Regions from separate parts of the Homo sapiens genome. Here regions 2 and 3 are each linked to region 1. A link is a loop called in an ENCODE intact Hi-C map of the cell type or tissue named here. Cell type or tissue: mammary epithelial cell. All regions are shown on one strand.

Region 1 (8,000 bases):
GAAGAGATCCCCTCCCAGGCATCCCCCTCCCTACCTACTCAGCATCAGTCTCAGCCTGAGAGACTCTGCATTTGCCCTCCTGAGCCACCCTCACTTCTCTTTTCTTTTTTTTCTTTTTGAGACGGAGTCTTGCTCTGTCACCCAGGCTGGAGTGCAGTGGCGCGATCTTGGCTCACTGCGAGCTCCACCTCCCGGGTTCACGCCATTCTCCTGTCTCAGCCTCCTGAGTAGCTGGGACTACAGGCACCTGCCACCTCACCCGGCTGATTTTTTGTATTTTTAGTAGAGACGGGGTTTCACCATGTTAGCCAGGATGGTCTCGATCTACTGACATTGTGATCCACCCTCCTCAGCCTCCCAAAGTGCTGGGATTATAGGCGTGAGCCACCGCGCCCGGCCCGAGCCACCCTCACTTCTTGTCTGACATGGAAGGGAACCAGAGGCTCCCATAAGCCACTGAGAGAGACACAGAAGTTAGCTGAGACTCAGACAGGGGTGCTGGCCAAGGAAGGTTGTTGCCCCAGGGCCAAATGGCCTTCAACCAGGGGCTACTCGCATTCAGGCTGCCCGGGCAGAGCAGAGTGGGGGTGGCATCATTCTGAGAACAAGGCAGGGCTTGGTAAGAAGGGCTGCAGACTGTGCTCTCCGGAGCCTTCCCTATGCTCAAAGGACACAGCAGTCATGAACTGGGCTCCAGTGTCACTCATCAGCTGAATGCTTGGGACAGGATCAGGCCAGCCCCTCCTCAATGCATGCCAGCCAGGCACAACCAAAGTGCAGACCTACAGCCCCCCAGTGGAGAATGGCCAAGGACCATGTCAGAAGACCTTCACCCTCTCTCCCCTTGCCACCCTAAGTCTCTGGCATTGTGCTGGCACCTTCAACAAACACTTCTCTTTCCCCTCCTGTCTTCCTAGGACAGTGTTTGCATCTTACTCATCCTGAATCTCCCTCAGTGCCCTGCAGAGAGTAAGTGCCTCACACAGTGCTTGATGAGTGGATGAAGGTAGCCTTGTTAAAGCCTCTGGGATGGATTTGAGGACGTTAAAGCATGCTGAGGGGGAGGAGAGAGAAAAAAGGAGGGTGGGCCGGGAGTCGGGAGGAGACCTCTCCATTCTTACGGTGAACAGGCCAAGTGAGGCAGAAGGAGAATAAAGGCAGAGCCTAGGGTGAGGGCAGGGGGGCTGCAGACACCCCTAGAGCCCAGGAGAAACCAAAGGAAGGTGGTCGGTGACGAGCAGGTGGGAGATCCCTGGGTAGGCTGTGCTGGCAGCACCCTGTGCTCATAGCTGGTGTTTGACTTCCCCCAACCCCGCTTTCGGGTGGATGGGTGAGAGAAGCAAGTGTGGCCCAGCAGGCTGCAGAGTGAGCTGGTGTCTGTGAGAGGCAGGGGTCCTCCTGGAGACTGGGCCTTGGGTCAGCGAGGGACATGCTGACCCTGCCTTGGCAGGTTAGAAGCTGGACAGCCAACAGCCCTTCCATGATGGCAAAAATACACATCTCTCACGCTCATTGAAGGCTTTGCAATTTACACAGGCTACAGGATGACTGTGGAGTCGCCCATCCCATCCATAAGGCATTTCAGGCAGGTACCATGATCAACAGATGCTATTACACCCCCATTTGATGAGTAAGGATGTTCGTGGTGACAATGGGATTTAGGGTGAACATGGGGTCGGGATGTGTACAAAGATGAGGGTGCACTTAACTTCCCCTACTGCTAAAAAAGGGACGTTGAGCTGGAGCTTGAAGAATGAGCTGTTGTCCATCTGAGGGAGAAGGCAGAGAAAGGACATTTCAGGCACAGTGAACATGTGTGAAAGGATGGGGGCGTGAGGAAGCATGTTATATGTAGCGATAATAACAGGAATGATTGCTAACATACATTGCGAGCATACCACATGACAGGCGCTATTCGGACTTCACATACTGAACTCAAATCCATTCTCACGACAGCCCAGTCTGGTAGATGCTAGCATGAACTCCATTTTATAGATGAGGAAATGAAGGCACAGGGAATTAAGTGATTTCCTTAAGGTCACAATGAGAGCAAGTGGTGAAGCCAGGACTGGAACCTACTTGAGGGACAGGCGTCCTAACAGTGTAACCAAGGTGAGTAAGGGCTAAGCAGGAAGGGATGAAGTATGTAGCTAAAGAGTTGGAGTGGGGTGATGATAAGGGAAGATATTTAGATTTTATCTAAGAAGCAATAGGGAGCCATTGATGGTCTAAGCAGAAGAGTGTTAGAAAGGTCCATGTGGCACAGGAAAGAGGGAAAATTGAGAGAGAGAATGAAGCCACGAAGAGTGTGCTGGGGAGACAGCCAGATCCTTTATTGTTACATGTAAGCCAGATTGCTTCTTCCATCTGGGTAACCATCACCCACTCTGGAGCTCAACTTCAGAACATGGGTTATACTATTTCACAAACTCTTCCTGGGAGACAAGAGCTCCACCTGGACCTGTGACATGACTGGTACCTCCCACATCACATTCTGTGCACCCAGTAACTGCATTTGGCTCTGTTTTCCTTGGATTGCTAGACATTCTTTACCTCTTTATTTAATGCACTAGGTGGTGTTCCTTTTCACCCTAGGAGCACAGGATAGTATTAGAGTCCTTGAAAAGGTGTTTCAGATATTCTTAGTGGGAAGCTCTTCCACTGGGTGTGACCCTGGACAAATGCCTCCTCCATACTTTTTTTGCTGCCTGTCTTGTTTCTCATATATACATGGGCAGGCAACCTGGATTCTGCCAGGCAACCAGGTGGCAAGTTGGCCCGCCCACCAGTCCCAGTTCTAAAGAGTGGCTGTGTGACTTTGGTGAAGTCACTGTGTCTCCCTGGGATGCATCTGAGAGGAAGGAGGCTGTACTAGACAATACAGGCAATACCTAAACTGTCCTCCAGCAAATCATGTTTGCTGTTTCCAGAATCTTTACTTCCGAGAGTCTAATTTTATTCAATGGTTCAATGTATATTTGTAGAGTCAGGCATGGTGCTAGGGATATGGTGGTGCAAGATAGAAAGAACCCTTGCTATCATTCTCACTGATCATATTCAGTAACTGATCCCATTGAACATCCATGCATTGAGCACCCATTACCTCCTGGATCTGCTGCTAGAGGCTATGAGAGGCATAGAGAAGATGAAGATATGGTGCCTGCTCTAAACTAGCTTTTCCTCCAAGTTCACCTCCTTAAAGGGAGACAGCCAGCTGAATGTGGTCAGGAGGACTCCTTAAAAGGCGCTCCTTTTGCTCATCACCTGTAACTTCAGTCAAATAAGTAGCCGTGCCAAACCTGGTTTCTTTGGGGCATGGCTTCCAGGTCAGTGCGTCTCTGACACTTGCCCCAGGTGCAGCAAAGTTGCGAAATGGACACGGCTCCGTGTGCCCACCAGATGGCGGCATTCTAGCATATTCCCTAACAGCTGGGGTCATTGAGAAACAGCACCCTGTGTTGGTGGAGGGAAGAGACCACTTCCTCTCTAATCCAGGGCCCATTCATACTGATCTTCTGGAAAGTTCTGGGGTTAAGGGGCTGGCGGGGAAGGAATGGTGGTCGGGCAAAGGAAAATGGCGCTAAATGCTCCATCCAACAAACATTTCTGGCTGCCTTCTGGAGCTCCCCTTGTCCCCAAGTCTGCATTTGGTGATAAATTTGCATCATTACTTATTTACCTGTCATTCTCTTTTGTCCAGTTGGCGCCATGTCTATTTCCTCTTGGGATCCATGGTGCCTACGCAGAGTCTGGCCCAGAGCAAGGATTAAGGGTCTTGGCCGAAAAAAAGTGAAGCTTATTTTAAGCAAGAACTTAAAACAGACTCTCACCTAAGGACCACCACCCAGGCGAGGGCTTCTTGGGCCATTAACATCCTTGACCTCAAAGATGGAAATTGCAAGATGGGAGACTGAGAGTGCCGTTCAAGGTTCCCTAATGTGAGCCATTGGAGACATGGCTGGGATCAACTTTAACCTATCTCTGCTCAAAAGGTGTCAACCTTGTCCACATCAGCCAGGATGTCAAGGTGGAGAGGATAGAAATTCCGGATCTGGCTGAGTCTAGTGCCCACCAGAGAAAACTTTGGCCTTTAATCTGGGATTTTTACATCATTTTCTTCTCTAACAGAGGGAGAGAGAGGGGCATGAGTTGGGTCCACCAATTGGGACAAGCAGGTCCAACCTGCTTCTCTGCTGTCTTCAATTCCATTCAGACCCCTACGCCCTGCTGCCTAGCACCTCCACCTTCCCCTCTGGGGCTCCAGCAAAGAGGAAGGCAGTCAGAACCACTCCAAAGGGTCCAATCTCCTTGCATTCCAGCCCTGGCCAAAGTCAGCCCGGGAACAAGTGGAGAGCCCCTCTTGAAGGAAGTGATTCAGAAACCATGATGGCCTGGCGGCCCGCCGTGACTCACAGCACATCAATGGGGGAATTGTCTGTAGAAGCCGAGAATTCCAAAGCTCTTTTCTTTCCTTTCTTACTTACTTTCTTTTTTTTCTTTCTTTCTTTCTTTTTTGCCCTCCCCTTGGCGGCATTGTGCAACAGCAGGGCTGCCCAGAAACATGTGGTTTTCATCATTGGCTCCACAGCTGCCCTAGAGCACTGTGGAGAAAATAAGATGGAGAGGGAACAGGATACAAGGGGACCTGTCGCGGTCAAGCAGGGTCCTTCTCTTTCCCCCCACCTTTCTTGTCAACACCAACATCCTCAAAGAGCATCTGGAACGGAAGGGAATAGAATTTTGGATCTGGGAGAAAACTTAGAGTATGTCTCATCCAATAACTCTATGTACAGATGAGGAAACTGAGGCCTCAAGAGGGGACGTAAGTGGCTTGGCAAATGTCCACAGCCAAGTTGCATCTTGCATCTTGCTGCAGTGACTGACTTTTCTTAGCCTCCAAGTCAGGAAATGTAGTTTGACAAAGGATAATTTTTTTCCATGGAATGTGACAGATGAAAAGTCATACCAAGTTTAGTTATAAATCTCTCCATTGTCCCTTTCCCCTTATCTACCAGTCTAGGGAGTCTGTTTTACCCGGAGTCATCTGTGGGGACACGTGCAAAATCTAAAGGTCTTTTTGCAGTTGTCATCTGATTGGTCATCTCTGTAGCATGTGAATTAATGTCCACAGGTTTCCAGGTATTCCCCCTATGCATCCACTCCTACCTCTGCAACGTCTCCTTTTCGGCATTCTTTTCTCCTCCCTTGGCTCTCAGATGCCTTAGTTCTATAGGGCTGTCTTATCTTAACTCATATCCATGTTCACGGTTTCAGTGGCTATCATTCAGCTGAGGACTCCCAAATCTTATCTATAGTCTGTTCATCATTCCTGAGCTACAGACGTGTACATACAGCTGCCTTCTCAGTGCCTTTCTTGGATTCCCCAGATGGAACTCATCATTTCCCTCCATAGCTCTTTGACTACTTTGATTTTATTACCAAGTAACTATGGGACCAATATAGTCAGTGTTCCAAAGCACATGCTTTGGCATCTTATTGACCTGGGCCTGACTCCCAGATATGCCACTTAACTGGCTACGGGTCTTTGGCCAAGTTACTGACCTTTCCAAGTTCCTCATCTGTAAAATGGGGGTAATAAAAATACCTACTTCATAAGGCTGTCATTAAGAGGAAATGAGTTAATACAATAGCATTAACACAATGCCTGGCACATAATAAATACTCAATTACTGCTGAGCTGTTATTTTTATTATGTACCTCAGCATCCTCCCAACTTGAGCCACACTGAATTCTTAGCACTTAAAATATTTACTGACCACATATGTGTTCCAAGCACTGTGCGTGGTATAGAATTACATGAGTGGATAGATGAATTTTCTGTTTTAAAATTGCCTTACAAAGTATCCCCATTTTACAGATGAGGAAGACAATCACTTTCTGAGAAAAGCAAACAACCAACCAAGAGATTCCCTCATGTTCCTTCTTACTAGCCAATAATTTATACTGAATATGATGACACAGAAAAAAAGAAAAAGGTAGGCCAATTCATAGTTCACTTTTCTTTTAGTCCTTACTTACTCAACAGTAAGCCTCAAGTAGAGGGGGTTGGAAGAATGTGTGTGCATCCAGAAGTGAAATAAAAACAGTTGAGTTAGTTTTGTGTAGCATGGTTGTGTAAGAGGAAACCCCTTTCGCTTGGCTCTCATTTTCTCTTGCTGCCGCCATGTAAGACGTGCCTTTCGCCTTCTGCCATGATTGTGAGGCCTCCCCAGCCATGTGAAACTGTAAGCCCATTCAACTTGTTTTTCTTTTCTTTTCTTCTCTTTTTTTTTTTTTTTGAGTCTCACTCTGTCGCCCAGGCTGGAGTGCAGTGGCGCCATCTTGGCTCACTGCAAGCTCCGCCTCCCGGGTTCACGCCATTCTCCTGCCTCAGCCGCCCGAATAGCTGGGAGTATAGGCACCCACCACCACGCCCGGCTAATTTTTTGTATTTTTAGTAGAGACGGGGTTTCACCGTGTTAGCCAGCATGGTCTCGATCTCCTGACCTCGTGATCCACCTGCCTCGGCCTCCCAAAGTGCTGGGATTACAGGCATGAGCCACCACGCCCAGCCTAAACCTCTTTTTCTTTATAAGTTACCCAGTCTCGGGTATGTCTTTATTAGCAGTGTGGGAACTGACTAATACAGCATGTAGGAACTATGAAATATGAATTGTGTAATTTTATTGATTCTGCTTATGAGTTCAATGTTTTCATATTTGCATTTAAAATTTTGCATTGCACAATGTAAAAGTAAATGGTAAAATCCACGTGAATAATGTAAAATTTCATTTATTTATTTTACCTAGAATGATATTAAATAGCAATTAAAACAGCATTATGACAAGTCAAGAGAGAGATAGTGGAAGGAAAGAAAAAGCTTTATATTTAGTATCTTTAACAGCATTCCCCCCCCACACTGCACATTTTGAAAAAGGGATCCTGCAAATTATGTAGCCATCCCTGACTAAGATAGGGAAATGTCTTTGAATTTTAGACTTGAGAAGAGACTATGAAAAGTCTCTCAGAGAACCCTGCTCTGCTCACCACCCATCATATTGTATGTGAAGATGGTAAGAGCTACAGGGAGTCTTAAGGTCACACAGGGAGCAAGTAGATAAACCAAGACTGGTGCCCATGCCATCTGACTCCATTCCTTCCTAGTCTAGCATTCTTCACCTAATGTGTGCTCTTCCTTCTGTCAGAAATCCCACCTTATGACTTGGAGATAAGATTTCCCCTTTGCAATTGAAACCATCCAATCAGTACTTGGCTGATGATGTGCAATTGATATGCCTTCCATCCAAGGCCAGGGAGACTTGGCCAGCACTTGGTTAAAAGTAATAAATAGTTTTCAGGGGAAAATCTAGTGGTCGGTGTTTTAGTCCTTGTCTTTCTTGACCTAACAGCAGCATTTATTTATTTATTTATTATTTTTTATTTCCATAGGTTTTTGGGGAACAGGAGGTGTCTGGTTACATGAATGAGTCCTTTAGTGGTGATATCTGAGATTTTGGTGCACCTGTCACTCGAGCAGCATACACTGTACTCAATTGGTCGCTTTTTTTTTTTTTTTTTTTTTTTTTTGACAGAGTCTCGCTCTGTCGCCCAGGCTGGAGTGCAGTGGTGCGATCTCGGCTCACTGCAAGCTCCGCCTCCTGGGTTCATGCCATTCTCCTGCCTCAGCCTCCCTTGTAGCTGGGACTACATGCGCCCGCCGCCAAGCCCGGCTAATTTTTTGTGTTTTTAGTAGAGACAGGGTTTCACTGTGTTAGCCAGGATGGTCTCGATCTCCTAACCTCATAATCTGCCCGCCTCGGCCTCCCAATCTGCCCGCCTCCACCTCCCAAAGTGCTGGGATTACAGGCGTGAACCACTGCACCCAGCCTAATTTGTAGTCTTTTATCCCTCAACCCCTCCCACCCTTTCCTCCCGAATCCCCAAAGTCCATTGTATAATGTATAATTCTTTTTTTTTTTTTTTTTTTTTTTTTTGGGGCA
Region 2 (8,000 bases), 330 kb after region 1:
CACGAAGTAGATATCATTATTTCCAACTTACAGATGAAGAAACTGAAACCCAGAGAGACTAAATATTTTGCCTAAGGGATTTGAACCCAGGACTTCTAATTCCATATCTGTGCTTTTGCTCAACTCTGAAAAATAGCAGTGAAAATTGGGGTCTTTATAGGTTTGGATATCGTCTCACAAAAAGTAACAAAGTTTCCATTTTCTCTTTTTGATTATTGGTATGATGACACTAATAGTTCTTGGTGACTTGCTGTGAACTGAGCATTGTGTTAAGCATTTCCATAAACCTTCTCTGGGACGGAGACAGCTCTTTGCTTCCTAATACTCATTCTCCCCTTTTCCCACAGTAAGAGAGTTGACAGATTGGTACATAAAAATGTGTACCCCAAGTCTCCCATCAGCTGGATGCAGCCACATGATTTATTTCTAATGGATAATTTTTTAAGCATTAAACAACCTTCTTAGTCTCCTACTCTTTTCCTTGGAAGATGGATGTCATCACCCATTATTTTTCAGCCTTCCATTTGTGAAAGAATCCTTTCTACAAATTCACTAACTGCTTCAGCCTGTCTGCTTCCAAAGTCTCTCTACCTACTCTTAGCTGATGCTGGTGGAGTTAATCTCTTCCCAAAACTGACTGACAGCTCTGATATTAGCACCACTTTTTCTTACGTCCTGATGGGCTTAGATGTCAACTAGGCGGTAGTTTAGTAGGAAAGGAACTATTAGTATGACTCGAAAGCAAGATTTTGATTTTTTTTTTCTTTCAGCAATGGTCTTCAAATAAATACCCATGTGGACAGCCTCATGCAAAGAGAATCTTTTCATACAGTTTGTGAATTTTATCGTAATCCTTAAAGGTAGTATCAGCAAATTCCAGACACCAGGACAAGCCCATGTCTAGTATTTGAAGTGCCTGGGGCAAAGCGACAAATGGAAACCTATGGGTCATATGTCTAATATTTAAAATTGACAAAATCAAGCCAGCAAACATTTAAATAAAAGACATCTGTCCACTGGGCATGGTGGCTCATGCCTGTAATCCCAGCACTTTGGGAGGCTGAGGCAGGCGGATCACGAGGTCAGGAGTTGGAGTCCAGACTGGCCAACATAGTGAAACCCCATCTCTACTAAAAATACAAACAATTAGCCAGGAGTGGTGGTGGGCGCCTGTAATTCCAGCTGAGGCAGGAGAGGCTGAGGCAGGAGAATCGCTTGAACCTGGGAGGCAGAAGTTGCAGTGAGCCAAGATTGCGCCATTGTACTCCAACCTGGGCGACAAGAATGAAACTCCATCCAAAAAAAAAAAAAAAAAAGAAAAAGAAAAAGAAAAGAAAAAAGAAAAAAAGAGTCCCAAAGAGTCTGTCTTCCTTCCTTGGCAGATACAATTTCATAATGACCTTAAAGACTCAGAATGTAAACTTCTCAGAATTCTTTGCACTCTACCCAGCACGTGGCAGCACAAGGATTGCCAGCTCTTGGTTCTCAGACCTCACCCAAGATCTTCCTTAATTCCCCACCCACTCTCCTCTGCACCACTGAGGCTCCTGGTGCGGGTATGTGGATTGCCCAGACCACGTGGCCAAGCTTCATCTACTCCCTTCCCCTCCCCAAATGGTTGTCCTTTGGCCACCCCTTGGAAAATGGACCAAGGAATTGGCCTATATAGGCTCTGAAGTTGGGTTAAGGTCCCTTTGAGGAGGGAATTCTAGAGTTTGGGTACCCAGGGCATGGCCTAAGAGTGCAATTTGTAGGGTCTTGGTGGGAATATCCCCTCACTCCTAACTCCTCTGCCTGTCAAGAGAGGTGTGGCTAATAAGGACCAGAGCAGGATCCAAGGTAGGCATCTTTCGTGGATTTAAAAATCACTTGCTTTTAAATCCAAGCTCCAAATTTAAAAGAAGTACTGGGTGGGCCTGGGACCGGGAATGGTAACCTATCATTACAATCACCAGCATACTGGGAAAAAAAACATGGATTTGCAATCACACAGGCTTGGGCAAAATCTTAGCTCTACTACTCACTGACCATGTGTTCTAAGACAAGACACTTAGCCCTCTGGGTCTCAGTTTCCTCATTTGTCAAGTGGTGACAGTAACTACCAGGGAAGGGTGTGGTGAGAAAGTCACATAATCCTCTATGCAACAAGGCAGTAAAGTGCAATGGCTTCAGGGCATACAGCCTGGATAGGACCCCAACTCCTCCACTCACTTGTGCAAGCTTGGGTAAGCCAACCTCTGAATGCCTTAGTTTCCACACCTAGGAAATGAGGCTCATAGTAGTAGCCACCTCACAGGGTTGTTATGAGGATTAAATGAAACAAGGCATACAAAGCACTGAGAATAGTTCCTGGCACACAGTAAGCTGCAAAGTATGTAGTCCATGGCCTGAAACAGAATCCACAAGAGCAAAGAGCTATCGAGTGCTTACCCTGTGCCTAGTGGGTGCTGTGTGCTGGGGACCCACAAATAAACAAAACAATCTTACCCTCTTGGGGGTTCCAAAGCAGAATTATGACTCACCTTGCTTTGATCTGTCTCACAGGTGCAAGGAGTGATGGCTGGTGATGGGGAAAAGAGGTGGCCTTGGCCTATAAGGACAGCCAGACCCTTCACATCCTTCCTCCTATTTGACCCTCATGCCAACCCTGAGGGGTGGTAGGGCAGGGATTGCTCCCAACGTGTTCCAGATGGAGAAGTCTCTGCTCAAAGTCACACGAGTGATCTGGGTACCCAAACTCTAGAGGGAAGAATTTGGGTACCTTTCCTGGAGACCCTAAGTGGTCTTTCAGACTTTTTGGATCCAGTCCAGAGCCCTGGCGTCCTTCATGATCTGGACCCTGCTGACTGGGGGTCTGCTTCCCCTCCAGTTTGCTGTCTATTTCATGGTTGCATCCAAATTCCTGTGCTTCTCTAAATACTCCTGTGCTGTCCTGCCTCTGAACCTCTGCACAGGCCTTCACCTCTGCTTGGCACTTCCTTGATTGTCTCTTTCTCATGTTTCAAGATCCTATGAGTGATATCTACTCTGCTGAGTTTTCCTTGACAGCACCCCCTTCCCTAGCTGGGCTGAGCGTCCTCCCTTGGTTCCTACAGCACGCTGCACTTACAACCATTCCAGCCCTTACCACTTCACGTTGTCATTACACATCACTTAGCTGCCCTCTGCCCCCAAACATATAGTCTGTGAGCTCCTGGAAACCAGAAACTGAGTCTCCATGCTCACTGTGTCTCCAGTATCCAGCACAATGAGCTAGGGCACAGGACAACAGGCTTAACAAATGTTCGCTGACCGGGTAAGGAAATACTGTCTGTAGGCCGGCCTTTCCTGGAGACACTTGACTGCCATCTACTGGCACACCATTGTAATACAGTCACAGGTCTACAGCCACTGCGATGTGGGGGTGTGTACGAGGCCAACCTTCGCAACTGGCATTCCTCGACTTGATTCTAACCTGGAACCTGAAGCACTTTGCACTACACCAATACCACCCAAGCAGCTGTGGTCTTGATGAGACCTCACCTTCCCAGGAGAAACATTTGTTTTGCCCATCTCTGGAATGTTTACTGCAGGGCCTGGCAGACGGACTGGGGCTGAAGCTGAGGGTCAGGGAGTCCATCCCCCCGCCTGGCTGCAAGTCAGAAGTCTGTCTCCTGATGGGCCACACAGACTGCTGCCTCCTTGCCGGGGGCTCATTCAGGCTTCAGCCGCCTCTGAACGGTTCTGTCTGGCAGAGGGAAGGGTAGGGATGGTCTGGAATTCTAGATGCCTTTGGGGGCTGGGGTTGCTGCCTCTGTAATTGACTGGCTGTTTGACCTCAGGCAAAATGGATGGACCCGCTGTGCCTAAGGGCTCTGTCTCTCATGGCTGCCTCCTCTTCCCACCCTAATATGTTCAATCTCATAATAAGCTCCCTGAATACCTCAGCCAATCAATCAAGTCCTTGGCCTGGGGGAGCTCTGGATTCCACGAAGATTCTCTCTCCGTGGGTGGTCTCATATTTTACTGCCACATCTGAGGCCCCAGGAAGAAGAATATTATAAAACTGGTGCTGCCTGGGGTGGGAAATCCCTAGTTGAGGGAGGTGGGAAGTGTGTATGAGAGAGACTGATGAGGAATGGGTATGGGGCTCTTTTGTGGCTGCAGCAGGGGCAGAAGAAGGGGAATTCATACAAACAGGATCTGTGTTCAAACAGGACTGTTTTCCAATAAATCGATCCTGTATGTAGAGTTAACGCAGCCAGGGCTTGGTGATGTCCTTCCAAGGAAGGAGAGGTCAGGAATGTCCTGTCCCAGGGACAGCTGTCTCTCCGCAGGCCACCCCCACTGGGGGTGGAGTGGAAATAGAGAAAGAGATTTTCATGTTTCTGATGCAACATGTCAGTTGCTGATTTGTGGCCCAGGCAGAAGCAGGGAAGACAACCAATGGGCTGTGCAGAAAATGAAGGCAAAACACTCAGAGACTTTGCCAGTTAGCAAGAGAGTCACGTGGCAGGCTGGATGGGCAGAGATGTGGCAGAAGAAAGACCTTGGAACGCAAAGGGACCCAAGATCTGATTCTAGCTCCATTGTTTTCTCCTGAGAACAGCTCACCCTCCTGGCACCTTCCCATTGCCAGAGGGAGGAACCGCCCCCTCAACCGCAAACAATGGTGCAGCCTCTCAGTCCTCCATGCAATTAGCAAGGTCCAATGAACTAGGAAGGGAAGGAATGCACTAAGAGTGATGAGACTCCCTATGCCTGTATGGGGATCTGCGGAGGCAAAAAACTGAGACATAACAGGGCCCCGAGCCACAGGATGTGACAAATGATCCCCACCTTTTGCCTCTGAGAACAATAGAGAAGGAGATTTTTGTGGGCAGGATCTGATCACAATTCACATCACTTATTCACTCCCTCATTCAATCACTATTTATTGAGCCTTATGTGGACTAGGCACCACACCAGGCATAGGAGTAGATACAGCAGATACAGTGGCAGATGTAGTCCTTGTTCTTGGAGAGCTTACATGCTTATTGAAAAGACAAAAAATAAATAAATAAACAGATAAAAAGAATGAGTACTACGAATAAAATGCACGACCAATGGAATTGAGGATAAGATGTGGGGTGCAGGGGAGATTGGACTTCAGTTGGTAGAAAAGGCTTCTTTGAAAGACACTGAGGCCGGGAACAGTGGCTCATGCCTGTAATCCCAACACTTTGGGAGGCCGAGGTGGGCGGTTCACGAGGTCAAGAGATCAAGACCATCCTGGCCAACATGGTGAAACGCCATCTCTACTAAAAATACAAAAATTAGCCAGGCATGGTGGTGCATGCCTGTAATCCCAGCTACTTGGGAGGCTGAGGCAGGAGAATTGCTTGAAACCGGGTGGTGGAGGTTGCAGTGAGCCAAGATCTCGCCACTGCACTCCAGTCTGGCAACAGAGCAAGACTCTGTCTCAAAATAATAATAATAATAATAATAATAATAATAATAATAATAAAATAAATAGATAAAAAGAAAAGTACTATGAATAAAATGCACAACCAATGTGATTGAGGATAAGATGTGGGGTGCAGGGGAAATTGGACTTCAGTTGGTAGAAAAGGCTTCTTTCAAAGACGCTGAACATACACAGATAGACCACCTACTATGTGCCAGAGTCTGCAGGCTTTAAGGAAACAAGCGCAAAGACAACATAGCTAGCTCTTGGTCTCAGGGGGCTTACTACCTAATGGGAGGGACAGACACAAAAATAGAAAATGACCACACAGAGCATTCACACAAATATCCCCCTCAGCCCACAGAAAAAGCAGCCAACTCAGTCTGAAGGTCAGGGGTCACCTTCCTGAGGTCACCGTCCACCCATCCATCCAATGTTTGGTACCTAGTCTTTGCCAGGGCTGCAAAGATGAGTGCAGCAGGATCTGGATGTGTGTGTCTGCCAAAAGGACACGGGCAAGGGCAAAGGAAGTAGGTACGTCCTGGGGGCACCCAGGAGAGAAATGAATGTTCCTGGGTGTGTCCTTTAATGTACAACAGGCACAGAGCAGAAGACCTGGGTTTGAGTTGGCAGCTCTGGCACCTGCTGCCTGATTTTGGACCAGCCTCTGCTTCCTCTTCCGTAGATGGGGATAAGAAGATCTACTCACATGTTGTCAACAGGATTATATGAAGACACAGATTTAAGGGCCTCTGTAACCTGCCAAGAATGTGCTAGCAAATGAGCTGCTCCCCGATGGGCTGCAAGGGTAGAATTTGATCTCCCCAGGTAAGGAAGTGCGTGAGCACCACTAGCCTTGGAGACAAGCCCAGGTCCCTTTCAGCTATTTATTTCCAGTGCTGCCTCAGGCCAGTGTCAACCTTCCTGAACCTTGGTTTCCTTAACTGTAAAAATAAGGACATTACTATATCTGCTGTAAGGACCCCATGAATGATACCCCTGACACATGGCAGGTGTTTAACTAATGTTCATCTCTTTCCCTCCTGTGCATCAGCATGATGGGTGGAGGGTCGAGGTCAGCTGGGTATGTCCCTAAGAACATGACAGGTCATTTTCTCTCTCCAAGAGGAGGTAGATGGCAGCATCTGCCTTGCTCTAAATGAAACCTTGCTTGGTGTCGAGCATGATGGAGACCTTCCCTGTCTAATCCCTGGGAACTCCCTTCCTCTCCAGCATAGGCCTTTAGGGTAAATAAAGTCATCAGGGCCGGGCACGGTGGCTTATGCCTGTAATCCCAGCACTTTGGGAGGCCGAGGCGGGTGGATCACCTGAGGTCAGGAGTTCAAGACCAGCCTGGCCAACATGGTGAAACCCCGTGTCTACCAAAAATACAAAAATTAGCCGGGCATGGTGGCATGCGCCTGTAATCCCAGCTACTCGGGAGGCTGAGGCAGGAAAAATGCATGAACCCAGGAGGCGGAGGTTGCAGTGAGCCAAGATCAAGCCACTGCACTCCAGCCTGGGTGACAGAGTGAGACTCCATCTTCAAAAAAAAAAAAAAAAAAAGGCATCAAACACCCACTCCCTCTACCCCTCTCCTCTCTAAAGACACAGCACTATGTCACCCTCATTCCTACAGATGTCTGCAAGTTCACACTCTTCATACCACAGAAAGGGTTAACGTTTGGAAGGCTACATCATGCCTTCAGCAAACACTTATTGAGCATCTACTAAGGGCCCAACTGGGGAAATCCCCACAGGAAAGGTAATATACTAAAAAGTAATTCATGCCAAGGTGCAAGTGACTAACATCTGATCATCCCAGAAAAGGGTTTTTGATGGCATAAGGAGGATAAGGGGATCACGGGGATATTGTGTGTCTTGTTTGGCAAGGGAAAGTGGAGCCTGTCAAGGTGAAAAGTGCAGAGCACCAAAAGAGAGGCTAAGACCATTTATTATCCATTCATCCACCCAACTACCCATCCATGAATCCATCCATGAATCCATCCATGAATCCATCCATCCATCCATCCATCCATCCATCCATCCATCCATCCACCCATCCATCCACATATTCATCCATCCATGCATCCATCCACCCATCCATCCATCCATCCAGCCATCCATCCATCCATCCATCCATCCATCCATCCATCCATCCATCCATCCGCCCACCTACCCACCCATCTACCCATCCATCCACACATTCGCCCATCCATCCACATATCCATCCATCTAGGACATACTATATTCTCAGCACTGTGCTACATAGGCCCTTGAAATTGCACTGAACAAAACAGCCCCCTTGCCATCCTGGTTTTTACTGTCTAGCCAGGAGATAGTCCCAGAAGAGGAACTAGACCAAATAGTTACTCTGACTCCTGTCTTCTTTATCAGAAGCTGCCAACTAGTAGACCTCATAGAATCCACAGTCTTGTTTTGTTGCACTTAAATTGTATACTTTTAAAATAGAATATTCGCTGGCAAGGTGACTCACGCCTGTAATCCCAGTACTTTGGGAGGCTGAGGTGGGCGGATCACTGGAGGTGGGGAGTTCGAAACCAACCTGGCCAAC
Region 3 (8,000 bases), 160 kb after region 1:
CAAAGAGGACACGATGCCTTGCTGGTGAGGTCCTGCGGTCTCCTTCTCGAGGCCCAGCCCGGCCCCATATTGGAGGCCAAACATGTAGAAGGGTGTATCTCATTTTTTACCTTTTTTTCTCAACCACCAGCCAACGATGGGTATGTGATTTCTAAGGATGTCCATTGACTATAAAGGTCCCATTAATACATATGCTATGGACAGATTCTCTCCTTGAACACAGGTTTATGGAGCACCTACTATATTCCAGGTGCTGGGCAGAGTGCTAAGGTCACAAAAATGAATCAGCTGTGGCCTCTACAGCCTGTTCCCCTCTTGGCATAGATCTGCCCTTCCCCCTCCACAGTCTGGACAATCAAGGACCTGGAGTAAGCACACTCTAGGGGCCGCGTCTCCCAGCATATCTTTTGTTTTCGAAAGTTCAAAAAACAGAAGAGGAGGATTCTGAAACAGCAAACTTGCTGGGTCATCCATAGAGTATATTAACTGGCTATCTTGCTATCTGTCCATAACTTGCTACCTGTCCATAGTGTATATTAACTTCCTGGGAGCCCACTCACTGCCTGACTTCCTGTTCTGCGCATGGGCCCAAGGGAAGTTCTCGCAACCATAGTTTTCTGTGATATCCATCCTACCACATGGCTTCCTGGGAAACCCATTAGCTTTTTTGTTTGTTTTAGAGCCCAAGGGAATCAGGGCCTTGAGGGGATTTTTTGGTGTGGGGGGTGGTGCAAGCTTCTAACACTGAGAGTGGGTGCTTTTCTGATTCCTATGAAGGTGGAGTGTAGGTGTCGTTCCTGGCTCAGCAGAGTCAGCCCTCTCATCCTATTCAGGCCGTCTCTGAGGCTGGCTCCTGTGCCCAAGCCCTTCCTCACTCCCTCAGGGCATGATCACAGGGCATTTCCTTAGCATTCCTCCTTTCTCCCCTGTGTGTGTGTGTGTGTGTGCGTGCGCGTGTGTGTGTGTGTGTGTGGTGTGTGTGGTGTGTGTTCTACTCCGTGTGTGTGTCATCCTCTGCTCATCCACCCATTCCACTGCGTGTGTGTGTGTGTGTGTGTGTGTGGTGTGTTCTACTCCGTGTGTGTGTCATCCTCCTCTGCTCATCCACCCATTCCACTGCAGCACCTAGCATCACCTAGGGGCCTGGAAAACCTGCACCTGAAAGCCGTAACTCCCCGGCACCTGGCTGGTTGACTTCTTCCCCCTTAACCCCATTTACTTTGAGGATGGAGGTAGTCTTTAGGGTCAGGCTGAGATTTGTCCTGACCCATGCTTAGTTGGCACATCTTGCTTCTGCAACATGCTTGCTTAGGGTTGGGCAGGGGCCCGGAGAAAACAAGTCGTGGCATCACCAGGACCTGATTACCCCCAGGCACCAAGGAGCACCTGGGACCAAGGGGAGGTTTGGGGCTTGGGATATGTTTTAGGGTGAAGGATCACAGAAGCTTACTCATACCTATTTGAAAGCCAAGTCAACAGATGTGGGTTCTTGGAAGGAGAAAAGGAGGTTAACTGCTTACTTATTAGATTAGAAGTGATGTATGAATGATAAAGAGCAGAGTTTGCCAGATATTGCTAATTAATTCTCTCACTGCTTATTTTATGGATGATAAAGGGTAGGGAGAGACATGTTAATTGGCTTCAAGGTCTCTGAGCCAAGCATGACCAATCCGAGAAACCCAGGTGGCTTCATGCTCTTTCAATATGATCTCATCCCTGCACTAGAGAATTTATATTTTTGAGCATAAAGAATACCCACCGGTGCAATCTCCCAGGCTCTTCTGAAGGGTTTGGAGAGACAGTGGAGGATGTCAAAAGAGATGAACTTAGAGTCAAAAAAAGCAGAGATGGAATCCCGTCTCTGCCTTTTACCACTGGAGTTAGTTGACTAAAATGTAAACTCTGAGCCTTGGTTTTCCCAATTGCAAAATGGGAAAGACCCCATTTATAATGCAGGTGGGTGAGAGATGCCAGCAGTGACAGGGACTTTCAGTAAAGGCTGAGCTGAAGCTGAATTTGAAAAGCACATTCTTTACGTTCCATTGAAGATCTGCACTTGCTCTTCTGCTAACCGCTAAGGTGTCATCAGTGCTGTGCTATTAAAATCAGAAGTCAAAGAAGGTGGGTGTGGCCCTCATAGCCAGAGTTGATAGAAATGGATTTATTAATATAATGGATGGTCCATAGAAAGGTGAATGACCTGGTTAACAGACAGGGATGGAGTGGAGACCTGTCTGCCCTGGTCTTCAGGCTGGTTCTGAAATCACAGAATTAAGATGATCTCAGCTGAGGGGCAAGGCAAATCGGATGGAAGAGCGGAGGCCCAGAGAAGCGAAGCCCTTTCCCAATATCTCACAGCAGGTGGGGAGTGGGGGAAAGCAGCTTCCAGGGGGTGGATTCCTGAACCAGGTATTTGTCACTGTCCCACGTAGCTCCTCTTGTCACCATATGTCCCACTCAGTGGAGGGATACTTCCTGCAAGACAAAGAGGGCCTCATGGTTCCCCCGTCACTCACTGCCTTCCACTCCCTGCTTCTGATTATTCTGTAAGAAGTTGAGGCCGAGCGCAGTGGCTCACGCCTGTAATCTCAGCACTTTGGGAGGCCGAGGCAGGCGGATCACCTGAGGTCGGGAGTTCGAGACCAGCCTGACCAACATGGAGAAACCCCATCTCTACTAAAAATACAAAATTAGCCGGGCGTGGTGGCGCATGCCTGTAATCCCAGCTACTCGGGAGGCTGAGGCAGGAGAATTGCTTGAACCTGGGAGGCAGAGGTTGCAATGAGCCGAGATCGCACCATTGCACTCCAGCCTGGGCAACAAGAGCAAAACTCCATCTCAAAAAAAAAAAAAAAAAAAGAAGTTGGAGCTCTGTCTGTCTGTCCTTTCCCCAACTCCCCATCTCCGAGGCTGGCTCCTGTGCCCAAAGTCTTCCTCGCTGTCTCTGGGTATGTTCACAGGGTATGATCACATTTCCCCTGCATGCCCTGCGTGGGATGTGCTCCATGTGCTGATGCCTCTGGGGATTTCCAGATGATGTCCCTGGACTTGGCAGAGCAGTGTGGGGAATCTGGGACTTGCACTTCCTATCCTCATGGAGTCTGGTCTCTCACCTTCACAGGCCACTAAGAGGAAAGGCAACTGGTGTGACGTCTGGGGAGGGAAGTATGTTCCTGTGCATCGAAAGCCTCAAACATGTGCATACACTTTAACTAGCAATCTTACTTCTAGAAATTTAGTCCTAAGAAATAACTAGGCAATGGAGTCCATTGCTACATTGTTTATCCCCAAATTAATCTAAATGTCTATTGCAAATAGACTGCTTAGATTATGGTGCGTTCATACAGTGAAGATCTGCACTTCCTCTTCTGCTAACCGCTAAGGTGTCATCAGTGCTGTGCTATTAAAATCAGAAGTCAAAGGAGGTGGGTGTGGCCCTCATAGCCAGAGTTGATAGAAATGGATTTATTAATATAATGGATGGTCCAAAGAAAGGTGAATGAAAGAGTCATAAAAGATGTTGAGGTAGTTCTCTATTGATGCCAGAATAGCCCTATGGTGCACTTTTGAGTAACAGAAGCCAATTTGTTAAAAACAACAACAACAACAACAACAAAAAAAAAACAGAGAGAGAGAGATGAATGTGCATCCAGATGCTTAGAGAAGAGTCTGAATGTCTGTATACTAAATATCAACACTAGTTACTCTGCGCTGTGGGATTTTGGATGATTTTAATTTGATCCAGTGTTTTCTGGAAAATAAAATTTCACTACATTGACACATCATTTGATAATCAGATAAAAGAACAATGGTGGGAAAGCAAGGACTCAAGTGACCCTTGCTTTTGGGTCTAGAGCATCATGTAGGAAGCCAGCACAGCCCATCCCTTTCCTAGGCGCCACCTTCTGGCTCCTGGTGGGACTTGTAAGTCCCGTGGTCAGTTACCTGATTGCTCTTACGGACCTGACGCTGGAAATCCTCTCTCTCCAAGGTCCCTGCAGGAGATGGGACCTGCCACAGAGAATGCCGCAAGGGATGTTTCTGTTGGGAGCTGTGAGTGGGGTGGATGTCCTCTGCCTCTCTTAAATAGATGAGCTAGATTTGAACCTGGGGCTGGCCAAAGGGAGTCTCCTCTCAGAAACCAGGATGCAGTGGGCCGTCTGTGTCCCAGCCCCAAAGCAGCCAGGGTCCAGTGGATTAGCACAGAGCCGACCAGGCCTGGAGGGTGGTGGTCTGGGATTGGGTGAGCAGCCACCAGCAGGAATAGCAATTGGAGGGAAGGAGAAGCATTGCCAAGAGCAACTTAGGGGGCCGTGAGTGCAGGTCTCTGGACAGACAGCATGGTAACTGGCTGAGGCAGGAAGAAGCTTGGTGGGCTCCCATGGTGCTAATAATAGGCCGTGTAGGAGCAGGGGAGGCAGCTCCAGACTTGGAGTGAAAAGACGTGGGGTGCAGTCAGAATGAACTCCCCAGCCATCCATGTGGTCTCAGGCAAGTCACTCTGCCTCCAGAGCCCCATGTCCACTCCTATAAGATGGTACATCCCCACAGTGCCCTGCCACAGGTGATTATAGGTGAAGGTCTTTTGACACCTATATGTCTAAGGGTCATGGAGTGACATCTTATGAAGTCAGCACATAGAAAGTCAAAAAACCCTTACATTCCTGTAAAATACAGTGCAGGCCAGGCGCGGTGACTCACGCCTGTAATCCCAGCATTTTGGGAGGCCAAGGGTGGCGGATCATGAGGTCAGGAGATCGAGACCATCCTGGCTAACACGGTGAAACCCCATCTCTACTAAAAATACAAAAAATTAACCAGGTGTGGTGGCGCACATCTGAAGTCCCAGCTACTTGGGAGGCTGAGGCAGGATAATCACTTAAACTTGGGAGGTGGAGGTTGCAGTGAGACGACACCTCGCCACTGCACTCCAGCCTGGGCGACAGAGCAAGACTCCATCTCAAAAAAAAAAAAAAATACAGTGCCATCTCTCCATAACTCCACCTGAGCCAGCAGTTCCATCAGTGTTGTGACAGATTACTATTTTTTTTTTGTTGTCAAGTACCCTCAGGTTGAGCAGCTGAGATGCTTTTAGGGAGTGAGACAATCTCAGGATCTGTCTTTAAACCCCGTAGTCATATAGGGACTGGCACCACCAGAGACAACAGCAGATCCCTGTCTGGAGCTCACTGAAGAATCAGGGGTGGGAGGAATTGCCCTTTTAAAATGGAGTGTATATATGTATATATTTTTTGCATAATTAAATAATATATATATGTCATTGAACTCAGGCTGGTTAGAGGCATGCATGTATGATATAAATTCTCTGTATACAAATAAAAGGAAGTTACTTGTATTCGTTGAATGGGTTGTTATGATGACTCCCTTCATAGGAAACATTTGGATCCATTTCCTCTGCTTTCGATGTTGTTCTTTCGCTTCTGAACCAGTGTTTGAGGCAGATGTCTTTGATACTGAGTAAAGACATGGCAGTTTGCATTCACTCTCTGACCAAAAGAGATGCTCCCTACTCTTGCAGAATACTGATTGCCCATGACAACCAGAGTACTTTTATAAGAAAAGGAGCACACAGAAGGCAGAAAGGGACCTTGTTTGGGGAGGCGGCTTTGAGCAGTGACTTTATGACATAAACGATTAGGCTCTTCCTGGCCCCGCCTGTCTTGGGATATCTACTCAGACCCTGGAACTTTGAAATCGCAGGCTGGGTCCAATGAGCGCAGAAAAGGGACAGGACTCAGGCAGATAGGATTTCTTTCGGGTTTGGTAAACAGCTGGCCTCTAGGGGTAGGGACAGGGGCAGTGGGTGGGAGGACTTGGGGGAGGGATGGGTGAGCTCGTGGGAACTGAGAAACTGTGTCTAGGGCTTCCTTAGTTATACTGAATGCTGCATGTAGAGGTCTGCAGGGTGGCCAGCTGATGGCTGGCGGAAGATCTGCTGACTTGGATTCAGTTACTACTAAAATGGCAGGTTTAGAAAGAGGAGAGAACTTCTAGATCCAGAGGAAATAATCAGGTAAGTATGCTAAGATGTGTGTATGTGTTAGCCAGGCACGGTGGCTCACGCCTGTAATCCCAGCACTTTGTGAGGCTGAGGCAGGTGGATCACCAGGTCAGGAGCTCAAGACCAGTCTGGCCAACATGGTGAAACCCCGTCTTTACTAAAAATACAAAAATTAGCTGGGTGTGGTGGCGGGCGCCTGTAATCCCAGCTACTCGGGAAGCTGAGGCAGAGAATCACTTGAACCCGCAAGGCAGAGGTTGCAGTGAGCCGAGATCATGCCACTGCACTCCAGCCTGGGCGACAGAGCGAGTTTCCATCTCAAAAAAAAAAAAAAAAAAAAAAAAAAAAAAAAAAAAAAAAGATGTGTGTATGTGTGTATGCTTATATATATAATACATATTTATTTGTACATATGTGCATGTACAGATATAAACACACAAGGATGTTTATCATAGAGTTGTTTATAAAAGCATCCAACTAACATTTCTGTATCTATGCAATTGAAAACAACATAGCCATTCAAAGGGATGAGGCAGAGCTATATGAACTGATATATTGGGATTGAAATAAACCAGATCACCAAGCACATTTTGGATGATTCTATTAGCAGGGGACGTATCCACAAGTTTATAGTAGCATAGGGAAAAGTCTTGAAGGTAATATAAATATAAAGCATAGTTATAACTGGACAGTGGGAGTTTAGGTCATTTACACAATTATTTTATAGGTTTTTGTTTGTTTGTTGACTTCTTTTTTTCCCAACCTTTCTTTAGTGAAGTTGTATTACTTAAGTTAAAAAGGAAATAATGAGCCTGGTGTGGTGGCTCACGCCTGTAATTCCAGCACTTTGGGAAGCCGAGGCAGGAGCATCACTTGAGGTCAGGAGTTTGAGACCAGGCTGGTCAACATGGTGAAACTCCATCTCTACTAAAAATACAAAAAATTAGCTGGGTGTGGTGGTGACACCTATAATCCCAGCCATTCAGGAGGCTGAGGCAGGAGAATCGCTTGAACCCGGGAGGCGGAGGTTGCAGTGAGCTGAGATTGTGTCACTGCACTATAGCTTGGGAGACAGAGCAAACTCCGTCTCAAAAATAAATAAATAAATAAATAAACAAAATTTAAAAAGGTAATAATGTAAGAAAATAAAGAGCATGGAGAAAGTAGAAAACCAGATAACCTCGGTCCTATTTTGTTAAATTTTGGGAAATTTCAGTATCTGCATTGTACAGATGACAGGCAGAATCTTGAGAAGTTAACACTTTAAAAGAAAGAAAGAAAAAAACTAGATATTCACTATGTGTCATCTTGTTGACTATTCTCTTCTCTGAACTTCCTGGCATCTTAGTTAGCCTATTTGAGCTGGAATAAAATGTACTACGTGTCTTCAGATTCTGCAAACATTTACCAGGCACCAGGGCGTCCACTATCCAGTCCCAAGCCTGCCACTCAGGAGTTCATGGGGGAGTGAGTGCATGTGGCAGGCATTAGGCAGGGTTTTTGCATTCTGCTCTCCCACTTGATCCCTGTGACAACCCTAGGAGCCTGCTGCCACTGATCTTCTTATTCCACTTGAGGGAACCTAGAGGCAGAGACAGGATTTGAATCCAAGCCTCCAGCTCCAAACCCCAGCTGAAGGAAGCAAGCTGGAACCCAAGATGCTTTCAATCCCTGCTGCTCTGAGCACTGAGATTTGTTCACTGGAATGCTGGAGTTTTGCTGATCATTGACCTCGCAGGGGCCCACTCTGAAGTTAAAAATCCCCGAGTGAATAAATCTCCAGCCTCTCCTGCTGTTTCCTTCCCAGTTCTGAAAGTGAGGGCAGGAGAGATGAGCTTTGGCCAGGAATTCAGCGAGTGACTTTGCGTGGAGTGTCAGCTTCTCCACATTGCTGGGTGTTAGCTTACCCCTGTCTGGCACCAGCAGCAAAAACAGAGCCAGGCGTGGCCTATAGCAAAGCTCCCAGTTTAAATATGTG

What was found. Peaks named below come from ENCODE experiments on the same cell type or tissue, not always from the same donor. Only the 100,000 strongest peaks of a DNase experiment are listed, where the experiment ranks them.
Region 2: it touches region 1 in a loop (5-fold over the local background); 70 of 110 quality-filtered maps call a loop at or near these places.
Region 3: a loop joins it to region 1, with 10 times the contacts of the local background. A loop is called at or near these places in 3 of 110 quality-filtered maps.

What each region holds. Positions count from the first base shown.
Region 1 is chr22:32,657,024-32,665,023 of GRCh38, forward strand. The region is part of intron 6 of SYN3 (synapsin III); the gene reads right to left. It overlaps LOC105373002 (a long non-coding RNA gene), which reads left to right. Exons shown (of 4, transcript XR_938176.4): 4 at 3,701-7,543. Among named protein-coding and RNA genes, the nearest start is that of SYN3-AS1, 86 kb to the left of the region's middle. RefSeq lists an enhancer at 3,905-5,104. In mammary epithelial cell, a CTCF peak has its summit at 3,394 (motif pointing right); DNase peaks (open chromatin) are centred at 3,418 and 4,448; H3K27ac peaks cover 983 bases.
Region 2 is chr22:32,982,864-32,990,863 of GRCh38, forward strand. The region is part of intron 2 of SYN3 (synapsin III); the gene reads right to left. Among named protein-coding and RNA genes, the nearest start is that of SYN3, 72 kb to the right of the region's middle. RefSeq lists a silencer at 3,221-3,515 and an enhancer at 4,091-4,992. In mammary epithelial cell, a CTCF peak has its summit at 3,340 (motif pointing left); DNase peaks (open chromatin) are centred at 3,348 and 4,608; H3K27ac peaks cover 2,168 bases.
Region 3 is chr22:32,819,316-32,827,315 of GRCh38, forward strand. All of the region lies in intron 6 of SYN3 (synapsin III), which reads right to left. All of the region lies in intron 1 of TIMP3 (TIMP metallopeptidase inhibitor 3), which reads left to right. Among named protein-coding and RNA genes, the nearest start is that of TIMP3, 22 kb to the left of the region's middle. RefSeq lists an enhancer at 1,012-1,511. In mammary epithelial cell, a CTCF peak has its summit at 3,898 (motif pointing left); a DNase peak (open chromatin) is centred at 1,036.